2 separate regions of the Homo sapiens genome follow, and region 1 is linked to region 2. The links are chromatin loops, found by intact Hi-C in ENCODE. Cell type or tissue: adrenal gland. All regions are shown on one strand. Links, peaks and the distances in the headings refer to the core of each region. The heading gives the core; the rest is flanking DNA.

Region 1 (2,894 bases), core at 162-2,661, 210 kb before region 2:
CCTGTGGTCTCTCGGTGCAGGTGGAGGACGCCATGCTGGACACCTACGACCTGGTATATGAGCAGGCGATGAAAGGTACGTCCCACGTCCGGCGGCAGGAGCTGGCGGCCATCCAGGACGTGGTGAGCGTGGGGACGGCTGGGTGGCAGGGCGGTCAGCTTCTGCTTGGACTGCAGTTCAGAGAACAGGCGCAGGGTGGCCAGTGAGAGGTCTGGCCAGGCACCGAGGGGGTTCCAGGACACAGGCCAGAGTTGCCCCTCAGGGCTGGGGGCAAAAAGCTCCCACCCTCTGTCTGCCCAGGACAAGGCCGCCTACCAGATTCTCGAGGCCCAGTGCAAAACGAGAGGGCAGGGCCCTGTATTCAGAAACACTGAAGGATTTCAAGAGCATTAAAGCAAATACGGGGCCGAACATAGTGGCTCACACCTGTAATCCCAGCACTTTGGGAGGAGGTTGAGGCAGGTGAATTGCTTGAGCCCAGGAGTTCGAGACCAGCCTGAGCAACATAGGGAGACCTTGTCTCTACTTTAAAAAAAAAAAAAAAAGAAAAGAAAAAATAAAAGCACATACAGCGCACAGGCCCTGTGAACAGGGCGGGGAAGCTGCCTGGCTCCAGCAGGTGTTCTGTCACCAGCAGGCAGGCAGCGCAGCTTGAGAGAGCTCCCCTTACCAGGGCCCGGCTGTGCAATGGCTGGAGCCCCAGCAGAAGCAGCTGCAATACCAGTAGCCCCAGCCCTGGCCTGCAGGGAACCCCACCTGGATACTTGTGGTGCCTCAGTTTCCCCATATGTGCTGCCCGCCTCCTGGGGTCTCGGGAGCACATCACCACTCCCTCCCTTCTGTTCCTGTAGTTTCTGTGCTGTGGGAAGAAGTCTCCTTTCAGCCGTCTGGGGAGCACAGAGGCTGACCTGTGTCAGGGAGAGGAGGCGGCGAGAGAGGTGAGGGGGGGACCTGGATGCTGGCCAGGCAAGACCCTCGGGGGCTGGACACCCTGGGGCCCAACCCCAAGACCCAGGGCCATCCTCCCACCCCACCCCTTGGCCTCCCCAGACCCTTGGGAACTGCCGCTGAAGGGCTCAGGGAAGGTTCTGATGTGATCGGAGGCTAGTTAGGGTTCATGGTACGCCAAGCCCATTGGGTGGCCAGGCTGGGCTCAAGACATAAACACAGGCCCCTTTGCCCAGCTGGACGCAGGCCCCATGCGCCATTCACTCCTTCAAGCCAGTTCCAGCCTGGGGACTTCCCAAGGCCAGCTAAGTCCACAGAAGCCTCTTGGAGTGCACCCATGAGGGCTCTGTGCCAAGGGCTGCAGGGCTGGTGTGGTGGGCTCTGTCTAGGGGGAAGGGTGCAGGCGTCCTGGGGGGCATCAGAAGGAGTTGAAGGGCACTCAGAGGAGAAGAAGTAGGCCAGGGTGTGGCCAGGGCTTCAGCAACAACAGAGCGGGGCCCGAGGCCAGGAAGCCTTTCCTCCCCAGGGCCCTGGGAGAGACTGGGCCCTCCTCTCTTTCTCCTGGTGCCCGGCAGCCCTCCCCCAGCCCACCCTGCCCCCTCCCTGCTCCCCTCCCCGCTCCCCTCCCCTACTGTCCTGGAAACAAACCCACCCTATCTCACAGTGGGAGGCACCTGGCGACCCTCCAAGAAACAGAGGGGAGGAGAGCAAATGGCTGGAGGCCTGGTGAGGGGTGGAGCCACAGCCAAGGCTCTGAGGGCAGAAGGGCTGGCGCTGAGGATGGTGCTGGGGAGGGACCAGCGGCATTGGGGGCAGGGCTAACAGTCAGGACCCCTGTGCCACCCAAGGAGAGACTGAAAAGGCCCCCGACTGAAAAGCAGGAGCGAGGGCCTGCCTCGAGCACCCTTGGGATGGCAGGGCCATGGGCCCGACTGCAAAGCCTCCTGGGGAGCCGGAAGAGCCAGCACAGGCGGCAGGCACGGAGCCACCCAGATGGGCTGGCATGGGCGGGAGGGAGGCAGACCTGCCTGCGGGGGACAGGAGGGTGAGCCCTGAGACCCTGCGGAGGCCTCCACAGGCCGCCCCAGTTGCCATCATCTCCAGGGTTCAGAGACAGGCCTGCCACCTCCCTTTTCTGAAAAGATGCCTCTGGGTGCCATGCCCTGGGGTGGCACTGGAAGCCTGGGATGGAACCAGGAAGCTGGGACTGTGCGGGGACCCCCCTCACACCCCTCCACCAGCTGGCTTCCTGCCCTCCCTGTTAGCCATCACCCTCTGGTCACCAAGGTGCTGTGCCCGGCCCTGGGCTGGATGCTGGGAACCCAGAGTGAATTCGAAGTGGCCCGGCCCAGGGGAGCCAACGTGTGGCCCAACATGGACGCTCAGGACAGCTGGGAGACGGCACCGGCCGGGCCCAGGGCAGTGCCAGAGTGCCCACAGAGGCCAGCCCTGTCCCACTGGGCTTCACCTGCTCGTGCTGCCTTTCCCTAGAGCCCTGGGGGCTTCCTAGGAATGTGCCGCACCCGCCGCCCTGCTGCCCTGGCATTGGCCTAGGTGGGCGCTGCAGCTCCATGGCCCCACAGAGGCCGCTTGTCCAGGCAGGGAGGGCCGCTCAGGGCGGGTACCATGCCTGCTGCCCTCTCACAGGACTGCCTTCAGGGCATCCGGAGCTTCCTGAGGACACACCAGCAGGTCGCCTCCAGCCTGACCAGCATCGGCCTGGCCCTCACGGTACCCTCTCGCCTCCCTCACTGCCCCTTCCCACCTCCTGCCCCTCAGCCTGCCCAGCCCCCGACTCAGATGGAAGGGTGACCCGGGACAGGATCTCTGGTCTTGAGCCTCACTGGCTGCCAACCTCAGGGAGCTGCTCTGGTGTGACAGGGCCTGCCTCCTACAGCTGGGCCGCCCCCTTACACTGCAGAGTCCTGATGCTTCCTGGGGAGGGG
Region 2 (2,894 bases), core at 251-2,750:
GGGGTGCTCATGGTCTAGGGGGTGGACAACAGACTCTGGTCCCAGCGATGATGCTTGAGTATAAAGGACACAGTTGGGGTGTTGTGGGGGCCAGGGTCAGACATCAGAGCTGGCCTCTGCCTATGAGACAGGGCCCGCTGGCAGGACCCTCAAGCTGGGCTTTTAGGCTGGGCAGCAGCAGGTGCACGGGCCCTGAGGTGGGCCGGGCTGGGCACAGTCAGGACTGGCAACAAGGGCCGGGAGGAGCTGGGGTGATCTGGGGCCATCGTGGTGTAAATACTGGGGCACGACATGGAGGGTTCACTGACTGGCTGGGTGTGTGGGCTGGGGGCGCCGAGGGTGGAGGTGGGCACTGTGGTCAGGGGGAGATGAGGATGGATGGGCAGGGTGCAGACAGGGGCTGGCTGGGTTCGGCTCTGCAGGTAGAGCTGACCGGTGTGGCAGGGACAGGGTGTCGGTGAGGCAGGTGGCTGAGGAAATGGTAGCTGCAGGTTTTGGCCCCAGTCCCAGCAGCGGGACTATGGCTGTGGGGAGGGAGGAACCCAGGGAGGGGGCCTGAGCAGGGTCTTTGGCTGAGTGAGCCCTCAAGGGCCTTTGGGTAGGGCTACCAGAGGCCAGGAAAGGATTGTCCTGTCCACAGGAGCTTGGGGAAGGGGGTGGGGGGCCAGAGCCCCACCTTCCCCAGAAACCTCCGTGCAGCAGGAGGATGAGCCGAGGCAGGCTGTGCTGGGAGGTAGCCTGTTTGTTGTGGGCTCTGGGGGCCTGGGGAGGGTGGGCTGGGCTGTCCACATCTGGACAGGTGGAAGAGGATGGGTTCTGGGTGGGGCTGACTTCAGGAGGCTGGATGAGAGGCAATGCAGGGGGCCTTCTGGCTGTCCTGGGGTGGGTTAGAAGCCACTCAGGATGGCAGGATCTCAGGGAGCGGAGGGAGCCTGGGGCACCCTATGCCAGGCAGAGGATCTATGCCGGGGCCCCCAGGGTCTGTGTGTGGCTTTCTCTGTTTGTGTCTCCCCTGGCCCTGGGGGCCATGTGGCCATCTCCTGGCTCTCCGGTCGCTGAGGATCCACGGGGGTCCCTGGAGTCTCCGGAGCCCGTGGGAATCCCCCTAGAGGCGGGAGGAAGGCCGGGCGGGCCCTGGAGGGTACGTTTGCAGTGGCAGCAGCTCCCTATCTTTATGGTTCCGGCGATCAGAGAAGGCGGCCCGTCTTTTCTCTGCGGGCCCACAGGCCCAGAACGTTGGCCCCAGGGTGGGGCTCTGTGCGCCTTCCCTTTCATGAGTTCTGTGGCTCGGCCTCGGGGCCTTGGAAAGGAGGAAGTGAAACTGGAGGAGAGCGGCCCACAGCCTGCCGCCTGGAGGCTCCTCTGGGAAGCAGACGCTTGGTGCAGGTGTCAGGACCCCCACCTGGCGGGCTGGCTTCTGTGCTGTGACCACCAACACCCCTGCCCTGGGCCCTGAACTCCTGGACAGGGGGCGTTGACTGCTCTCTGGAAGTGATTTGTAAAATCAGCTTTGTAGAGACGTAATTACACACTGCAGTTCATTTGTGGCTCTAGGGCCCTAAGTGGCTCTAGAATGTTCAGAGTTGTGTAGCCACCACCACCATCCACATCCAGAACGTTTAATTACCCCAAAAGAAAACCCCACGCCCACAGCAGTCCCGCCCTGGGGCAGCCACCAGCCTGCTTTCTGTTTCTGTGGCTCTGGCTGTCCAGGGCGTAGCCACACTGCAGGTGGTCAGCAGGTGGTCACCTGTCTGTGTCTGGCCTTGGCGCCATGTTTCTCGGACCCATCCACGTGGCAGCATGTGTTGGTGCTTCGTCCCTTCCCGTGGCGGGACGGCATCCCTCGTGCGGACCTACCTCTAGTGTGTGCTTACCAGCTAATGGATGACTGGGTTTTCGAAGCACTGTCTGTTCCTACCTGGGGGCGGGGCTGAGGCCAGGGGCCCCTCCACTCCCCAGGTGCATCTGTGGGATGGGCAGAGGCCGTGATGCTGACTGCCGTGTCCCTGTCTTGCAGCTTCCTCATCGTCCTGGTCTGCCTCATCTTCAGCGTGCTGTCCACCATCGAGCAGTATGCCGCCCTGGCCACGGGGACTCTCTTCTGGATGGTACGTAGCATCTGAGGGCATGGCTGGATGTCATGGCTGCCTTGGAAGCTGGCATCTCCCTGGCGCTGGGCCCCATAAGGTGGGGGGCAGAGCCACTCCCAGCCCCTTGCCCACACATTGGTCCTGCCCTGATACAGGGGGCACCTCCCCAGCCCCCACACTTGCCAAGTGACTTGGGATGTATGTGCCACAGGCGAGGGGGACCAAGGACTGAGGGGAACCTGGAGCTGGTGGTCTGAAAGGGCTTCCTGGAGGAGGGGCTTCCAGGCTGGGCTGGAAGGAAGGAAGGAGGAGGTAGGGTAGAGCTGGTGTGGCCAGCAAAGGCCTGCCCGAGCCTTCGTGTCCCTGGGGTCTGGGTGACTCTGTTCCTGGGTTATGGCTGGCACACAGGCCCTGCTGGTGTCCCAGCAGCAGCCCCCACCCCAGGCACCTGGATGGTCCCTTCCATTGGCCTGAGCGGTGTCTGTGCCATTTCTGCCAGGCAGGTGCTGAGAGCAGGGCAGGGCAGGCTCATAGCCTGGTGGGAAACCCCAAAGTTGATCTGGCCGTGAGGCTGCCTGGAAGGTGGGGTGCAGGGGGCCAGCTGTGTCTGGAGCCCACGGGGTCCCCACGGAAGCCACCTGAATGTGGGCCGTGAGCAGCAGGACTCTGGCAGGACTGGGTCTAGCACCTCTCCGTGGCCAGGCTTTTGTGTTTTCCTGTCTTGTCGTGGAATAGTTCTAGTATCTACAAAGGAAGAGAGTGTCACGACTCAGCTCCCGGCATGCACAGGCAGATCTGGGC

What was found. Hi-C counts contacts between places; a loop is a spot of excess contacts. Peaks named below come from ENCODE experiments on the same cell type or tissue, not always from the same donor. Only the 100,000 strongest peaks of a DNase experiment are listed, where the experiment ranks them.
Region 1: it touches region 2 in a loop (2.6-fold over the local background); 59 of 110 quality-filtered maps call a loop at or near these places.

Annotation. Positions count from the first base shown.
Region 1 is chr11:2,313,634-2,316,527 of GRCh38, forward strand. It overlaps TSPAN32 (tetraspanin 32), which reads left to right. Exons shown (of 10, transcript NM_139022.3): 5 at 21-122; 6 at 852-938; 7 at 2,596-2,679. LOC124902612 (a long non-coding RNA gene) reads right to left here and starts at 854. Exons shown (of 2, transcript XR_007062552.1): 1 at 757-854; 2 at 1-170. In adrenal gland, for the core only: no CTCF peak of the experiment used is centred there; DNase peaks (open chromatin) are centred at 1,371 and 1,468; H3K27ac peaks cover 1,341 bases.
Region 2 is chr11:2,525,908-2,528,801 of GRCh38, forward strand. KCNQ1 (potassium voltage-gated channel subfamily Q member 1) reads left to right here. Exons shown (of 16, transcript NM_000218.3): 2 at 2,021-2,111. Among named protein-coding and RNA genes, the nearest start is that of KCNQ1, 82 kb to the left of the region's middle. In adrenal gland, for the core only: a CTCF peak has its summit at 1,395; no DNase peak of the experiment used is centred there; H3K27ac peaks cover 2,500 bases.